2 separate regions of the Mus musculus genome follow, and region 1 is linked to region 2. Evidence: chromatin loops called from intact Hi-C (ENCODE). Cell type or tissue: left cerebral cortex. All regions are shown on one strand. Each heading gives the region's core, and the rest is flanking DNA. Links, peaks and the distances in the headings are about the cores only. Region 1 has its middle 20 kb from the start of Gm23949. Region 2 overlaps Gm34397 (a long non-coding RNA gene).

What was found. A loop is a pair of places that touch in the nucleus more often than their neighbours do. Peaks named below come from ENCODE experiments on the same cell type or tissue, not always from the same donor. Only the 100,000 strongest peaks of a DNase experiment are listed, where the experiment ranks them.
Region 1: a loop joins it to region 2, with 2.6 times the contacts of the local background. A loop is called at or near these places in 4 of 42 quality-filtered maps.

The regions. Positions count from the first base shown.
Region 1 is chr9:99,765,762-99,775,228 of GRCm38, forward strand. No RefSeq gene overlaps it. Among named protein-coding and RNA genes, the nearest start is that of Gm23949, 20 kb to the left of the region's middle. In left cerebral cortex, for the core only: no CTCF peak of the experiment used is centred there; a DNase peak (open chromatin) is centred at 5,114.
Region 2 is chr9:100,396,343-100,405,809 of GRCm38, forward strand. The region is part of intron 1 of Gm34397 (a long non-coding RNA gene); the gene reads right to left. Among named protein-coding and RNA genes, the nearest start is that of Gm34397, 6.6 kb to the right of the region's middle. In left cerebral cortex, for the core only: CTCF peaks have their summits at 1,967 (motif pointing left) and 4,232 (motif pointing left); a DNase peak (open chromatin) is centred at 4,208.

The sequences.
Region 1 (9,467 bases), core at 820-8,819, 630 kb before region 2:
GTGCAATGCTTTGGTTCCCACAAGTAGCTCACGTCCCAAGAAGGCTGCCACAGATGCTAATATTGACCTGCATTCTGGCCACAAGGAAGGAAGAAAATAAGTACAAGATAGTACTCATGGAAATGCTCATGGAACTTCCGTCAATATCACACTGATTAGAACTTGGCCACACAGAGATGAGTCTTGCAAGGGAGGCTGGGAAATGCTCTTCTAGACTGTGCTTTGCTTCCCTATAACAAGCTGAAGGTGGTTCCACTTTTTCTTTGCAAAGATATTTCCATCCTCGTGTCCTCCATATTCTCCAACCTCGTATTTTCTTCTTCTTTCTCCTTCCCTTTCTGTCAGGAGAATGGGCTTTGACCTAGAAATAAAGATATGGTCACTGCCCTCAGTCTGTGGGGGAATTCAAAACAATAGACGTATAATCTCCAAGTGAGCTCTAGGCTGTTCCCAGAAGTAAGGCGTGCAGCACCTAGGGCTTGATCTAAGGACTGGATGATGGGAGAGATGTGCCATTGCCCCACATATCCACAGGTTTCACACCCACAGCTTCAACTTATTTCACAATTTGCATTAGGCTTTATAAATAACCTAGATTTGACCTACAGTATATCAAAGAATGCACTTCACTCGGATGTAAACGTTGTGTCATTTCATAAGATTCAGATATTTGCTGGGGAACCTGAAGCCATGTTCTCATTGTTTCCAAGGACAACTAGAATTATGTTGGACACCTAAAATTTATTTCGAGGCATTTAAACTCTAGATGAACATTACATAAATATTACCAGCTTGACATTTCTTTCATATAAGTGACTGCGATGTGTTTGAAGAGTATTTGAGAACAACTATTTCAGTGTGACGTTTCCAACCCAGATCTCTCCGCAGTTTTAATTGGCCCCACACACATGCCAGCGGTCAGGAAAGCTATCTGCAGTCTAGCTTTGTCTCACGTTCTCTGGAGAGTCTCTGGAAGGGCTGTGGTACCACGAGAAGTTGAGGAGCCTACTGTGCACTTCGTCTCGGCTCACCACATGAACAATTTAGAATTTTTAAACATCGACAATATTTTCGATTAGAACGCAGAATGCCAAAAGGTCTTGGATTTAATGGCATGTGGTTGTGCCGAGGCCCCACATCGCCAGCATCCTGTCTGTTTCTGAACGTTTGCATGTGTCCCACCCCTCCAGGATGCAGGAGCCGCATGCTACACTGACATTCTCCAAAACTGGACTTATGGGAATGCCACTTCTTGCCGTGCCCCAGCTCTTTAGCTTAATTTCCCCATTTTTTTTTCTCCAGGGAAACTAAGAATCCCAGCTATAAAGACTATTAATCTACCCCAAATTTCTTATAAATGTTACAAGCTAGCCACACCCACTTAGAAGAGGGCATTGATGATTTAGATTTGTTCCAAAATTTACATCTTCTACTTAACACTCTATGGAAAGAGATCATATTCATGCTATCTTTTGGAAATAACACAGGGGGTAATGTGGAATAAGTCAGTGTCTCAGAAATCATGTGACACTAAATAATGTATCTTGGTTAGTTCTAGGGCCATTTCTGCTTCTTATTGATGCTGCTCATGAGTGAGAGTCTCCTACCCAGAATCTCTCACTAAGAAGTGGATGAAGCTTGGTCAGAAACTTGACAGCTCATTAATCGGCCAGGATGATGCTATGAAAAGCCCCTCTTAGTCAGCTAAGGTGCATTTCACTGCAAGGCCACCAAGCTACAGTCTGGCCTGCTTTACACATACACTGGAGTTAAAACAATACCCTGGAGTGTTGGCTCAGATTACTTCAAGGGCCGTTCAATTGGCATCTGCATAGTCAGAGCAAGCATGAAGGATGGTGAGGAGTCCTTCAAAACAGCACAAGCCCTGTGGCCTCTAGTAATATGAAGCGCCTCCAACGAGTGGTCCCCCCAGGTGGCTCCGTGAAGTCTTCCTCTTTTTCAAAAACACCTCAGACCCTGTCAATGAACCTTGAGGTGAACACGCCTACTCACGGTTTTACCTCATCACAAACATATATCCAAATCGTTGAGAGATGCTGCTGCCTGTCCACAAAGCCCAAACCAATCAAATGCTCATCACATCCTCTCCTAATGCATTTGACGTAAATGGCTTTTCAGCGGAACTGGGCTGTGATCGAAGAGCTGTTTGATAGCAGCCACTTGTGCATACCGCACACTTATGCTCCGTGTTTATTACTGATAGTATTCTGTTCAGAAAAATGAGTCTTCTCATGTTGAAAATTAACCTGATCTTAATGGAGAAAGTCTAGAGGTCACAAAAATGCTACAATTAATTCAGCACTTCTGTCTCCAAGTGTCTACAGAGCAGCAAATTATGAAACATAATTATGGCTGTGGAGCATCAGAGCACTTGGCAAATTCAGGTAGTTCTGTTGAGACAAATAATTTGGAATTGGCTTTGGCCTTAGGTTGAATTACTTGTGGTTTCAACTGGTACATTGCCATGTTGTAGACACATGAGAGGGACTCTAGGGGCAGGATGGGTGGGGATGCCAAATCTAATAAGGGAAAGAAAATGGTTATAAATACAGGGTGAGTTCCTCTAAAAATAATTGCCTTGAAAAGAACTCTGCTGAAATCCAACACATTGCATTTCTGTTTCACTTTATAGCACTCATTAATAGACAGCTTAAAAACATGTAGCAATTCGCTCTTGTAGTTCCAGCCTTTGAGGGCAGAGGTTGGAGGATCATAAGTTCAAAGCCAGCTTGGGATGCGTGATGATAAAGAAATAGATGAACTGGCTTCTACCACACTAATATCATGCTCTCCTCTCCCCCCACGCACGCACGCATGCGCGCGCACGCGCACACACACACACACACACACACACACACACACACACACACACCTCTGTATCTCTGTTTAACTCTTGTTTCTGTCTCTCTGTATATAAATTACATCATCACGAGGACTAAGGATGAGCAATGAAATGTAGATGCACAATAGATGCTGTGGATAGGCAGGACTTCAAAAGAGGATCTACTGGACCTGTAGAGTCTGTGACTGCAAATGGCTCTGTCTTCGCTCAATACCATTTTCAGCAGGGGACAGCAGACTTTAGAAATTCCAAAGCAGAACTTACCAGATCGCAATGCATGCTGGGAAGTCAGGTGACTAGGTGGTTTGGTGCAAACATTCCATTCTCTCTCTTTCTCCCACATTTCTATTCCCCCCCACACACACAGCCCTATCTTTTTCTCCATCCCCCTTTCCTCTCATTTCTCGCCCTCTCCTACTATTTCCTCACTTTCCAGCAAAAACTGTGGGCTCAATCCAAGCAAAAGAAATAAACAGACTGGGATGAGAAGTTGGTCAGGGAACAGGTTTGACTGACTCAGAAAGATGAAGTCAGGAATCGGTTTGACAATGGCGCACAGAGATGTCTTTCTGCCATCAGAGACCAGGACAACATCTGGTCTAGCAGGAGGCAGAATGAAGGGAAAATGAGATAGTTTGTCCCCAAAGACAGCAAACAGCCTGACAAATTCTTATTTAGGAAATTGATGTGATAAGAATAGTACTTATGAGGGCACTGGGCACTGCTGGCCTGGAGATATGGCCCAGAATGTGCAAGACCCTGGACTTCATCTTCAGCAACACACACACACACACACACACACACACACACACACACACCACCACCACCACCACCATCAATACCAACACCTCCGACAACAGCATTCCAATACTGAGTGACATAAACGAGTTTTTCATCTTCAAGATGCAGAGCCACCCCTCTATCCCTGTGATAGGTCACAGAATTAGCATGAATTCCAATTAACCAAAGGGCATCTTGTTGGCAGCTCCCAATGCCACCGAGAAAGGTTCCAAGACCATCTGATGATGTCTGCAGTAAGAGCAAGGCAGATGCCTGTAGGGAAGGGGTTTCCTCACTCATCCACTGCTGGAGTTTGACGGAAGGGTGTGTGTTAAAGATCAGTTGTGAAATAGGAACTGGATAGACAATGAGAAGAAGGTGGCAAGGGTATGCAAGCAGGAAGGGTTCCTAGGTGGAAGGATTGCAAGAGGAAAGCAGTAGACATACATTTTGGTCTAAGAATGGGTGGCTGGGGAGACGTGTGATGCTTAGCATTGGATGGCTTTAAGAAGATGCTGCATCTTTTCTCCCTGGGTCCTGCAGGCAGAGAATGTGATGCTAAAACCTGGAGTGAGCCTCAAGTGATTTCTCAGAGTCATTTTGGACTTGAGGAACGTGTTATTTCCTGCACCTAGTCCCCACCCCCTATGTTTTCAAAATACCTTGAGATTCTTAGAGAGTTAAATGACAAACCCAGTATAGCTACCACTTTGCCAGGGTGGTGTCCTGGGTGTTTGTGGAGAACACAGAGCCTCCCTTACTGGGAGGAAAATATGACCTGCTTTTGGTTGTGTTTGTTTTAGAGGTGTGAGAAGCTGTTTTAAGAAAGTGGGGTTGCACCCTTCATTTGTGCAGAGATTATATTCTCTGCCTGCCATGTGTCTTAGTTAAAGTGTGCCCTTTCTGCCTGTGTTAGAGCCCATTAATTGGAACGAGCCTTGTTCAGCAAGCTCAGGCTTCCTTCTTGTCTGGCCCTCTTCTCCAACTACACCTCTCTGCGTCTGAAAGCAAGGACAGGTCACTCTCTCTTGTCCTGAGCATTTTGATGAAATGTTCTCATGAATGCACCTGTGTGTGTGTGTGCGTGCGCGCTCAAAGGCATGGAAGCTTGTTTTTTAATCGGAAGTGTTTTGTTTTCCTTGATTTTAAAACTTTAAATGGAGCTCCCTTGGAGGCTGGTGTTCCAGGCCCCTTTATGTCTGCACGTCCACGTTTTTTTTTTTTTTTTTCATGGTGCAGTATAATAGCTTTTGTTTCAGAAGTACAGGGCAAGAGGACCTCAAATGACAGAGGTCTGGATTATATCCATAACGTGAGATTTGGATGGCAAAGCGGAGGTTAGGGGACAGTGACAGTGAGTGTTTTCCATCGGTGAGCCCAAGTCCTTCTTGCAAGATGGGCACAATGGGCACTGTTCTGAGCACACAACAGTCTCTGGCGGCAGAAGCATCGACACACTCACTCACATCTTACACAATGGGGCTGGCGCGGCAACCTTGCCCAGCAGGACGGCACCAGCTCCCCGGGGGCTATTGTTGCACAGACAAAAGAACTTTGTCTCTTGTGTCTCCGCTGAGCCTTGGGTGTAAACATTGCTGGTTCAGAAAAATAGAATTTTGTTTTCCTCATTCTCATCTCTATTCCTCTCTCTGTGTGAGTCTGAAGTGAAAGGAAATTTCAGCCTTGGATCCAGATTCAGGAAACCCCATAGAGAACTTACAATTTTTCAAATGAAAAAGAAGAGTGAGATAGAGGGGACAAATGAAAGACCCCCCTGGATCCCTTAATCACACTGCTAGTGACCTGGGGGAATGTAGGTGAGCTTTTCAGTGACTGACTTGGTTAAATTCTTTTCAAGGTGTCTGGTCACTGTGGGCACAGTTCTCTTTTAAGACAACATGCTAACACTCAAGAGCCCCTTATTTTCTGTGAAGCAGAGAAGTTGGATGATAGGCCCTTTATTCTAACTCCAAGTCTAGAAAGAATGGCTCTGTCCATGGTCATGATCACTTGGGAGATTATAATGATTTTCTTTTCAATTACTGCCCACTCCATTGTAAAGAGAGGGCCATTTATTGAAGCAGGCGACCACAGTTACTGTGTAGGGTGAGCTGAAGCAGGCTTTCTTCTTGAGTTCACATGTGGCTACTAAAGAAGCCAGACAGCATTGGTCTGGAGCAGAGCATTCTGGGTCTGAATTTCAGCTTTATTTCTTAGTACCTTCGATCTTAGTACCTTAGCATCTCTATGCAACTTATATGTTCTTCCAAGGTCTTGCTTTTCCTGAGTTTAAAACAGAGGTAATAGTAGTGTTTAGTTAAGGACAATTGTATAATTAAATGGGAAACATCAAAAGTCCATGAAAGAAGGGCTGGAGAGATGGATCAACACATGGTCAGGAGCACTTCTCTTGCAGAGAAGACCCATGTTTGGTTTCTAGCACACATGTAGCAGCTCCCAACATCTGTAACTCCAGTTCTGGGGCATTCAACTCCCTCTTTTACCTCCATGTGCACCATGCACAGGGTGCACATTCTTATCTGCAGACAAAACATCCAGACACGTGAATAAGAACGACAATAAAAACCGGCCAACAGAGAGTGGTTGCGATTTTTCTTCCACCCAGTCTGCTAGTTTACTTAAGGATGCCTAGCCTCTGTCTGCAGCCTGCCCTGTGGTCAGGAAGTTGATCTCTACCCTTGCACGTATGCTCTGTATCCCTTTGGTAATGCAAGCAGAACAGGCCTAGTCTCAATACCTGAGCCATTTATGCTCTTGACCAAATGGAGGGCCTCTCCGATATTTTCTACCAAGCTGCCTTTCTCATTTCTTGCCAGTTAAATATTCTTATTTTTGTTTTCATTTAAAACATTTCACTCCAGTCTTTAATCACAACTCTGTCTCAGAAGTAAAGTAAAAATAAGCCAAGCAGTCATTTGACATTTTAACAATTTATGTTTTTCTTGTAATGCGTCTTTTTACTTCGTGCGAATAGTATTTTTCATAGAATCAATTTGAATATGGAACTCCGGTAGGAGAGACTTTCTGCTCATCCTCCAAAAGGAGTGTAATCTAAAAAGATAGATATGGATGTATATTTATAAGCGTATAAAGAAGCTACACATTAATTTTAACGACACATGAACATAAAACATGAATTGTGGCTGAAGTGTTGTATTTGGGTAAGCAAAACGAAGTCCATTTAGCTGGTGGAACGGAGACAGAGCAATAGGTATGGTCTCAGAGAGTTGTGTGCACATCTGTGAAAGAGACTAGACTGATGGACCTGTCAGTAACAGAAGAGAGAGCCCTTGAAGGATGAGAGAAGGCAAAGAACATGTTACTAGAGTGTTCTAGATTAAAAGTGAAGAGACATTCTAATTGTATGTACCTGACTCAGGGTGACTTGAAGTGACTGTCATCAAAGTTGATCACATGGAAACTCCTGGCTTGGGTCCCTTCCTTCCTTTTACTGTGGAAATGGAATTTAGATTTGGAGTTCAAGGCATCTCTAGACGTTCCTGGGGGCTCTACATGCGATAGCTCAGTGTAAAGAGGCAACTGCACCTCCCATGCTCTCCATCAGTTGCTTAGTTGGCAAATGATTTATGCTTTTTGAGTTTCAGTTCCATTATCAGTAATCTGAGACAGTAGCAATTGTCTCCAGGATTGTTGGAAGGATGGCCTCAGAGTCCAGGGTCAGTGCTGGACATGTAGAAAGGTTGAAGCAGCACTCATCAATCACCACCATCACGGTCATTGGCACCACCATCAAACAGTAGCAGTACCATCGGGGACCATCTGCGTGGTATATGCATGTGGACTGATTAACGGTGATCCATTCCATCTAGAGCCCGTGGACCTCCTGCTTGGTAGTTTGCCATTTCTAATATCCTACCAAATGACCCAGGGACAATACTTCACTGGTGCTAAATACTTCTACCTCAAAGATTTCCTCTTTAGAGTCAATGGATTAGGCTCATGTCTGAAATTAAAACATTATCAGATAAACATAGGCACTGAGCGCTGGTCAGGAATGCGCTTGACTGTCAGTTCCAGCCACACGAACCATCTTTTACTCACGAGAGGCTGATTATACATCACGTTGATTTCAAACCCAGAGGCCATCAAGGGTATCCTGATGCTAAAGACATCACTATTTTAATGATCTCAGCTGAAGAGTATTTAAAAAAAAAAAAAAAAAAAGAGTGCTGCGCTTTCAGACCTCAAGACTTATTGCTTGTATTTTCACAGCTTTCTTAAAGTAAAAAGGGGTGTTGTGGAAAATGATAAAATTTATCATTTATAGCGAAATATTAATGTAGCAGCAGGAGATTCGATGAGGCCATCTATCTATGAGCATTCAGACTTCAAAGGAAGCATAAACATGAAATTAATGGTTTGTCTAGTGTAAGAGACAAATAAATGCAAATGTGGGCTCATTAATATCAAGTGGATGACTTCTTGGTTTATGGGGTTTGGATTGATTTTGTCAAAGGCCAATAGATTTATTTTAAAAAGTCTTTGGAATTTAGCATCCATACACCCATTATTGAGAGAAATAAAACTCACAGCACTCCTGCACGGCCTCTCTTCCTCCTCCTCCTTCCCCCAGCTTAGATGTTGCTTTACTGAGATAAAGTTCTCACATTAGGACTTACTTTCACACTGAAATATGTCCCTTGTAGGAAGCGCTATAAACGTCAGCATTTTCCTCAGCATTAGTTTATGGGCAGAGTGAATTTTAATGGCATCATAATCTCATGGCAATCAATTGCAGTGCTTGGGGGGGAAAAAGCTCTGGTGGTGTCCATTAAATGGGCTTTGCATCACTTTTAATGCTCTGAAATCTTGAAGTCTCTCTCTGTCTTGCCTATTTGTATATAGATAAAGTAGTTTTTCTTTTCCTCCCCATTTTAGGCTGGGACAGCATTAAATACTTATAGTTACAATTTAATTCTCTTGTCAAGGAGGTAAAAATACCTTCCTTCTTCCACTTGAACAAAAAGGTACATGGGTGTTGGTCCTGATACAATGTGGGAAACCAAGGCAGAGTCTCCGTGGTGGCTTTTTAACTTAGTTCTAGATTGGCAAGTCCCTCCGTTTTGGAGTCTAGCTGCTGTGGTCCAGGTATCGTGAAGAAACGGAGTACAGCAAGCAGAGCAATGCCTACTCTCTCTGATCTCTACTTCATGAAGGCCATCCTCATCTCTCCCTCTGATTTGAGCATGGACCCCTTTCTTATAGATCACACACGCAAATGTGGATCCTGGCAACCATATGGGTTATCATAGTTACGCGGTGAGTCGCCTGCTTTCTGGCTTCTCCTTTTGCTTATCTGTTTTGTCTTCAGGAGGCAACATGAATCACACATCTACTGCTTTTTTCTGAGAAAAAAATTTCAGGTTACTCATGCTTTGGTGACACTTTGTTGTTAAAAATATCTGATCCTCTTTAAGCATTTCTGTACTCAACAAATGACTGTGGGCTTGGGTTTGAGGTTGGTTCCTCCCTCAAAAACAAAAGAAAACAAAGAAAGCAAAACCCCACAGAGTCTTCAAAAGCGAGGGAAATAATACTAGCTGAGAGGCTAACACACGAAAAAGAAGGAAGATACACAAGGGGAGACAGTCTGAAGAGGAGGGGTAGAGTTAACTGTGCCTGGACTGACTGTCTCCTCTAAATGGATGATGAAAACAATGTGTCAGGTGCTTAGCTACCAAGGTGGAGAAAGGGAATGCTATAGAACCAATGTTGGGCTCCTTCCTGAACCATCTCGGGAGAAGCGTCAGGGTCAAAGGATGGCAGAGACCATTCCTCCTGT
Region 2 (9,467 bases), core at 457-8,456:
ATGTAATGGCAATTGACTGTAATATCAGTTACATTTTAGCATTCTTGATGTAAATGATGTAAATGATGCTGATGTCCCTATTATACAGATGTAAAAACTGAGGCTTATTCTGGCCAACCTCTATCCAAGCCCCTGGAGATAATGAGGGTAGTGAGCTGCCACTCTAACTTTGCCTAACTACAAAGCCAGCATGGCTGCAACACCATGTCTTCCCCTCATGCAAACAGAGCCTCTGTTGAAGATGGGAGTGTTAGCTGTCGTGTAGAAATATTTCAGCAAGGATACGAGCCGTGTCGCTCAACTTTCTGGTCCTTTGAAAAATCTGAGCAACAATCCCATCCTTCTTAACCGAAGCAGGTTGGAAAAGCCACTGTGAAGATTTGTTTTCAAATTTGTGACCCACTCCAAGAGGGTGTGCTTGTGCTCAGCAGACAATGAAAAATCACCCTAGGCTCTACCCACTAACAACTGGCAGGCAGGACTCGGGTTCTCTATCAACCTCCCGGCTCCAGCCAGCTAAAAAGGCTCTCTCCTCTGCATGCAACCACACAGAAGCAATTTATTTTTCTCATTGGAAATGGTGATGCCGAGGAGCTGCGTCACACATGGGGACGCCACCACTATAGGGGACAGAAGTGCCTTCCAGCCTGCCTCAGCTGCCCTCTTTTAGGCTGCCGTGGAAGCAGAGAGAATGGTACATGCCTTTCCCTGTCTCCATTGGGGCAGGGGGTGTTGCAAATCCCTGCCTTCCCGGAGAGGGTCCCTGGAGGAAGGAGGGGAGGCCCTCCCTTGATGCCTTCAGTATCGAGCTCAGTAGAGATGGATTAGCATTTCACAGCTTTATTCAGTTTCTTGGGTAGAGAAGCTGACTCAGATAATATAAGTTTGGCCGTGATCGCTTAGAGCTAAATCTGCACCCTTAAGCAGAATCTCAGACCAATAATTTTGAGAAGACACCAATAGAGCGCTGTGATCACCCCCCAAAACTCCATAAATAATGGGATCACACCTCTCTCCCTTGCTGGCCTAGCATCTGACACCCTCAGTCATACAGAACCCCTGAAAGCCATGCCCCTAACCCATGCCCCTAACGGTTGCCCTGCCCTGGCAGCCATTAGGAAAGCTGGGAGGGTCGGTAAGGGCAAGGGCAGAAGGACTGTTATGATTGGTGGGTTTGCCATGAAAGGAGCTCCTTCATAGGCAGCCAGTGACATTAAAACTCAAGGGCGACTCAGAGCAGAAAGAAGGAGTGGGGGGAGGGGGACAAGAATCCATAAACCTCACTCACATCCTACTGCCATTAACACTGTCCAGTGGGTGAGCCACAGATGCAAGCCATGTATGTAATGTCTAGTGTGGCTTTGCGCTAATAGCATGCCACATTATAAACAAAAGGAAAGTGGTAACATTAATAATGTCCGTTGAAATTACTGGGATTTGTATCTTCTCTTACATATTCAAATCTCCAAACGACAACGTGTATGTTACAGGTACAGCATCACCCAGTTTAAACAACTCAAGCAGAGATCTTCAGCCTTGGTGTCAAGGGAATCATGAACTGCGGTGCCCTTACAGCAGCCCTCACAGTGGTAGTGAAGAGCAGTATGCCATCTAAATGCCCAGCAAGAAGTAGAGTCCTTATTAGTGCATCACTCATATGAGCGCACCGTAAGGCAGTTAGGTGGAAATCCAGCACAAGGTGACAACTTAAACCACAACCTCGGTGGCCAAAGCAGTTTATGCAAACATTCTTGCCGTGCAGAGTTTAGGTAAAGTTTTCCTTAATGACCTCCACTCCTCAAAATAACAACCATGTCACTTTTTAAAACCAATATGTGTAATGTAAATCACAAGGAAGTGGGGGGTGGGGATGGAGAGATGGCTCAGCTGTTAAGAGCACTGCCTGCTCTTCCAGAAGTCCAGAGTTCAATTCCCAGCAACCACATGGTGGTTCACAACCATGTGTAATGGGATCCGATGCCCTCTGCTGGTGTGACTGAAGATAGCTACAATGTATTCATGTAAATGAAATAAATCTTTTTACTATCCAGCTTCAGGAAGTGTTTAGATCTGAAGAAAGTTAAAGAGGAAAGGCAAGAAAAAAAAAAAAAAAAAGCTTTAGCGAAATTCACAAGGAGACCTCAACTGAAGACCTGATGCCCTGTGTTATTTAAAACCCAATCGGATGCGCTCGCAGCAAAAGGCTAATGTTAGTTAATGTTAGCCTGAAAAGGGCCATTTGCCTATTCTGTTATTTTATGGATAACTGGTGTATTTCGAGAAGGCAGGAGTGGAGAGGGAGGGAAAAGAAAAGCAAAGAAGTAGAGTAAGACATCAGAGGCTTGAGGGTCAGCTTCCTGCCTCCTGTAGGGAGTGGCACCCAGCTGGCATTTGCTAGAGACCCAAGGATCCTTGTGCCCCACCCAAGGCACTGTAGGACATTCAAGGATAAGGAGCCCACGTGTGCTCTCAAATGCAAACCTAGCGGAAAGGAAAATATCCCCGTTTTCAAACCCTCTATGGAAGAGAAAGAGCACTTGGCTTTATTTGAGGTGCAGTTTACACAGGACTCGGGGTATGTCAGGGAATTAGCTACCAGCTCTCCAGAACTCAGGCTGAGCAATGCCTCCGGTGGCAACGGTGGCTGACCCGATGAAATACAAGTTCATGTGGTTCAGGCAGTCAAGCCCTGGGTTGACCCTCCCTGCTCGCTGCATCTGCTCTCTGTAACTTTGGATTTGACACACCCACTCCACTCCAGGTATGCACACGGATGCTGGCTGTGTGCATCCGCCTCTTCTGCTCCCTTCAGAGTCCTTCAGACTCTCCACACAGCCAGGGTTCTGTGTGCTCCGCATCCTCCGCAGATCGGAAGCGTTCACTGTTCGTTCTCCTTGTGCGCATTGTCACTGGTGCATCCGAACTTGGGTGCCCTGAAGCCCCAGCTCCCCACACTGCTAACCACGGGACCCCATTTATCTCTAACCTTGTTTATTGTCTGTGCCCTCCCCTTCTCTAGATAATAAACAGTTTCTTTGGCTCCATGGAAACAGCCCCTGATGTTAAACACTATCGGAGATTAATTGTTCTGTGGGGCTTCTGTTGTTTAAGCTTAAGCAATTACCTGTATCACACTAACACAGCTTTTTTTGTTCAGACTTTCATAAAAAAAAAAAGGGAGGAGGGATTAAAAAGATTAAAAAGAACATACAAGAATGAATACATACTAACCATACATCCAACTGTTTCTTCAGACTCTGTCTTCCCACCTGACAGCTGATGGGGTACTTTCTGATGTGGCCACTGGAAGCTTTCTGGGTGTCCAGACTCAGGTTTTTCAAGGTCTTTCCTATGGATGACTGTTTTCAGGCTGAACTCCTCTACTTTGGGCGGGATATTCTATATCTCATCCTTAAGGAAGCAAGTTTTTAAGACTCCTGGGTATATATATATATATATCAAGATAAACACCTGAACACCTGTCTTAATGTAATTTTTATTTTAAAGATCTCAAAAAGTCTTGTTATGGACCACAGAATTTCCTAATTCTGTTTTAATGAAGATTGGCACTTCAGCTATTTATAAATACGAATTACAAGGAAGGAAAAGGGAAATTTTCATTTTCTGCCATCAAGACAAGAGCTTGGAGGGCCTTTTTCTAGTCTTAAAGTCATGCGACTGAGAGCTCTCTCGACTTCTGGCACTGCCAGCTTTGCCCAAACAAACACGGAGACACTGGCGGCTGTCTCATCATTTTGAGGAACAAAAAACAAGTATGGCCCTTTGTGGCTCCTAGACATTTTGAGGCTATGGAAATTGGGCTTCATCTTTGCTCTAGGAGCAGTCAGTGGAGGAAATGCCCTGTGCTCTGAGGATGACAAACTGCGCAGGTTATCTTCAGTCAGAGCTGAAAGAAAGGAACCTATTCACCCACAAACACTTGCAAACACACAGGGTCCTCTAGAGTACTGATTTTAAGTCTTTTTCTATGCTCTCTTAAAGCAGACTCCAGTCAAATAGTGGGTACATTGTGATCTATTCTGTCATTTTAATACGTTACTAACAAGACTATAAACAAATCTATAACCTTCTGTGGACGAGCTTACCCGTTCTTCTTTTTCTTCTTTGCCCTCTTCTGAGCACCTTCCCTTTTATGACCTAGTTCACTGGTCCCCTTGTGCAAAGAACAAAATTTTGTCTTTGCTGCCCTCTTGTGGTCATTTCGTCATTATAACAGCACCTGCCCACATCTGTAGAGGAAAGCCCCAAACAGAAAGCAAGCCACTCTTAAGACTGGAGAGTCATAAACAGATTCATTTGGATTGATTTCTGCAGAATTGATTTCTTAATTAACTTCCCCCAACTATTCAACTACGCTCAGCCAGTTCCTGAAATCTCGGTAGCTGGCGCTCGGGATGTAGCTCAGTTGGTAGGGCATTCACCTGCCTAGCATCCAGGGAGCCCTGGGTCAGCCGCAACACCATAAAGACCCAGTCAAAAACACTTGTCAAGGTTTAAATTTGTTTTTGAAGTTTAGACTTCGGGTCACCAAGTTACAAAAATCTTCTGTTTGCAGAGGATTGAATGTGTTCATGAAGGGTCTCTTCCCAGAATGGATGCGGCTTGCAGGAACTAAATACCCACTTCAACCACACACACACAAACTTGCTTTTTTTTTTTTTTTTTTTTTTTTTTTTCAGAAAGAAAAGTTACTAATGTGAGATTTGGCCAAACGGAAAGGACAAGTTTCCGGAGCTAGAACAGATTTTATTGTCTTCCCAGGGCATTGGGAGATTTTAGTACTTTCCCGGGTGATCGCTATTTCTTTACCTCTAGATAGTGCCAGCGAGTTCGAGGCGGTTTCGCTCATCTCCCTCATCCTCCTCAGCGCCCCTATGTTGGTTGGTGTCCATCTCCCTTCTCCGTAATGCTCACAGATTTAAATCATCTCTGACACAGATAACTAGCTTGCCTTTTCATTTCAATACATTGATTGTTAAAAGCAAAATAAACAAACAAGCAAAAATGCTGCCTGGGCAGTGGTGGTGCACGCCTTTAATCCCAGCATGGGAGAGACAGAGACAGGTGAATATCTGAGTTCAAGGCCAGCCTGTTCTAAAGAGCAAATCCCAGGGCAGCCAGGACTACACAGAGAAACCCTGTCTACAAAAATAAAATAAAATAAAATAAACCTTCACAGTTACATTAATCGTTTGTTGGGTTGGTGGCAAACACAGATGTCCAGACCAGGCAGCACATGTGTGAGCAATGAGGCAATGAGTGTTCTAAACAAGGCCTCACCGCCATGCTCCTTCCAGCTGACTATGGCCACGGGAAATCAGATATGGATGTTGTCAAATGTTCTGATACATTTAACCTGATTGGAACACTAGATAGCATCTGCACTATCAAAGCAACATATGGCACCCCATAAGTGATATCATTTTTATGTTTTGGGGGTTTGGAGGGTGGTTTTTTGGTTTGGAGGAGGGGTTGGTTTGGGTTGGGTTGAGTTGGGTTTTTTATTGGTTTGGTTTGGTTTTTCTGTTTTTGTTTGTTGTTTGTGTGTGTGGGTTGGTTGGTTGGTTGGTTGGTTGGTTGGTTTGTGTTTTGTTTTGTTTTGTTTTGTTTTAGTTTGTTGTTGTTGTTGTTTGCTTGGGTCAGGATTTCTCTATGTAGTCCTGACAGCCCTGGATCTCACATTCAGAGATCCACCTACCTCTGCCTCCTGAGTGCAGGGATTAACAGTGTACCACCTGCCTACCTCATTTTTATGTTTTTATGCATCCATTTAACAGTATGGAAAAGCTAAAGGTCACTGATAGTTCAATGAAGATACAGTTAATCTTCCAAAATGGTATAAACGAGGGTAAATGATGTAACAACATATAACTGAGACGAGCTGATTGAAATGAAAAAGTTTAAGAGATGGATAGATGTGCGTTTGCATGCTAGTGACCTTGTTTGGTGTCTTTGTGACATGTGGTGAGCTGTTTAAACCCTTCGCTGTTTAGCGAAAGTAATGCCACTTATTTCCAAAGTTCTTCTGCGGAAGGATTAAGTGAGATTTTTTTTTAAGTCACCCTAGGATGATTCCTGGCCATAGAAACTTCCCAATAAATACCTAGACCCTTCCTGGGCCCTAAGGCGAGTGCTGGGTCACATCATCCTAAGTTGAAGCTTCAGATGCTAAAATGCCCTCCCTGCAGGATCCTGAGTGAGCAGGGAAGCTGGAGGTTTCCTGGAGATTTAGAAGATGAAATGGAAGCGCCCCGCTATGAGATTGTGATGGCAGTAAGCCGTGTCCTGTCCAGAAGACAACACCTTACAGCGCTCCTTCCCGTTGTTCAGCCCTTACATTTTTCCTATCCTTTTCAGCAACATTCCCTGAGCCTTGGCGGTAGGAGGTGATTAGTACAGATTTCCCCTACATTGAATGGTTTTAATGTTCAAGCCCATAATGTAGGGACTCACAGTGATCATGAAATGTAGATATAGCTTCATTGTTTATAACAAATACACCACCCTTGGAGAGAGGAGAATGATTGAAACCATATATGTGTGACTCTAGGATACCTTGGAAGTCTCTGTACTTTACAGTCTATCTTTATTCAAATCTAAATTGCTCTGTATTTTTTTATTCTAAAAATGTCTAGTAAATCCACTAGTCACTAGAACAAATAAAACAGAAAACTTATAACAGAAGGCACAAAGAGAAAACAAAAAAATAAATAAAAGGGAGATTGAGACAACCAATGTATAAACAGTTATATTAAACAGAAGTTGTTTAAATACACCAGTTAAAAGGCAGAGCCTGGCAGAGTGGATCAACTACACGCTGTCTTCAAGAAACTCACTTCCAGTGTAAGGATGTTGGCTGACTGGAACTAAAAAGGTGTAATATCTATATATCAAGCAAAATATTCAGAAAACACAAAATAACTATATTAATATCAGAAAAAGACTTTAGGGTAAGAAATTACTAGACACAGAAAAAGGACATTACTCAATGGCTAAAAAGGCAACTATACTGAGAATAGTAATTCTAAATGTATATGTGCTGAATAGCACAGCTATAGAACATGTATATCAAAAATAAAACAGAAGGACTGAGGAGCCTAGACAGGAAAATGCAGGTCACAGAAGCACTGGGATTTGTGTTCAGTCCTCTGCCCAAGTGATGGATATCAGCAAGGTACCTGCTTGTAATCTCAACATGAGGAGACAGAAAAATATAGACCCCTAGGCTCTATCAGCTAGCCAGCCAACCCTAATCAGCAAGCTCCAGGTCCTTCGAGAGACCCTATCTTTAAAACGGATTCCTAAGGGCTGGAGAAATGGCTCATCAGTTAGGAGAACTTGCTGTTCTTGCAAAGGACCCAGGTTCAGTTTCAAGCACCCATTTGGAGGCACACAACTGCTCATTAACTTCAGTTCCAGGATATCTAATGCCCTCTTCTGGCCTCCACTAGAACCAGGCACACAAATGGTGTGCATACATACATTCAGGAAAATACTCTTACACATAAAATAAAAATAAATGAGAAGTAACTATCAGCTCCTGATAATGATACCCACGGTTGACCTTTGACCTCCACAGAACACATATATGCACACACAAGCATGCACATTCACCTGACACACAATCAATCAATCAATCAATCAATCAATAAGAATTACATAAATCCATAAATCTACAATTATACTGAATTCTTCACCAGCCCCCTCACAGAAATTAATTGGAACACCTAGACAAAAAAATAAGATGGAGGCTGGAGAGATGTCTCAGAGGTTAAGAGCACTGACTGCTCTTCCAGAGATCCTGAGTTCAATTCCCAGCAACCACATAGTGGCTCACAACCATCTATAATGAGATCTGATGCCCTCTTCTGGTGTGTCTGAAGATAGCAACTGTGTACTCAAATAAAATAACTAAATCTTTTTTTAAAAAAGATATAAAATCATAACATATTTATCTAACAGAATCGAATCAATATTCACATAACTTTCAACCCAACAACAAAATACATATTTTGTTGAGTGTTCATGTAATATATACCGATATAGACAATGTCCTGCGCTACACACAAAATCAACAAACTTAAAAATATTAAAAATCAATTTTTTTGACCTTCAGCTGAGATGACTAAAATGGAAGCATTTTGGGAATGGCAGATTGGCTACTGGGCTGGGAGTCTGGCTCCTAGACAGTTTTACCATGTCCCGTCCACTCCCAGTGGCCTCATGGGCCCATCTTCCATGCAAGGAAGGGTTCCAATACCCAAAACCCCATGGTGACTGGGACATCAGTAATGGGGGTAAAGTTCGACGGTGGAGTGGTAATTGCCACAGACATGCTGGGTTTCTATGGCTCCCTGTCTCATTTCTGCAATATTACAACAACCAGTGTTGGTCAGACTGAGGCCTGAGAGCTTATAGAACACTGCATGCCAGTGCTGAACTACCGAGATGCCCGTTCATATAACCAGTTTCATATAACCAGTTTCAAATTGGCACGGAAACTGAGTGTTGAGATAGAAGGAACACTGTTGGCAGAGACCAACTCGGGTATTGCTTACGTGTTCAGTGGCTTTGAATGAAATCCAGATGAAGTCCAGTGTGATGCTGTGCCCTACTACACGTAACAGTAAATGGATAAAAGGTAGATTTTGTAAAATAAATCAGTCCTTTGAAGTGGAAAAAAATTAGAAATCAGGCTAGCGAGATGACTCAGTGGATGAAGGTGATTGCTACTAAGTATCTGACCAATCCCCGCCCAGCACCCACATGGTGGAAGCAGGGGACAAACTTTCCCAACTTGACCTCTAGGTTCCAAATGCATACCATGGCATGAGTTCACACACGCGCGCACGCACACATACACACACACACACACACACACATACACGGAAAAAGGAATTCCCTAAAGAATATTTTCTACAACCACAGTGGAACCAACTAAAATTCAATAACAAAACATAGCAGAAAAATCTTCAGGCAATGTAATTCAAAATAATGCATGAATCAAAGGTGAAGTATTGAAAGAAAGCCAAAGCTAAATTCAGTTGAAAAAAATGAGATTATTCCATATCCTAATTTATAGGCTAATCAGTGCTTAGAGGAAATTTTATAGCACAAATTCATATACTAGAAAAAAAATGAGAAGCCCCAAATCAATAATCTAAGCTCCAAGCTCAATGAACCCCAAAACCATGATGAAAACAAACCGAAAAGGGAGCCAGAAAAAGAAGTCGTTAAAGATAAGAACAAAAATCGATAAATTTGAAGCAGGAGGAAAAAAAAATCAGTGAAATACAGCTGGTTCTTTGAAAAGGCCAATGAACTTACGAATCTTTAATACACAAACAGGAAGAAGTATTCACAGCTTACCAGCATCACTAATTAAACAGGCAGTATTGTCAGGGACCGTGAAGACATCAGGGAAGTAACAGACACTAAGAACAACC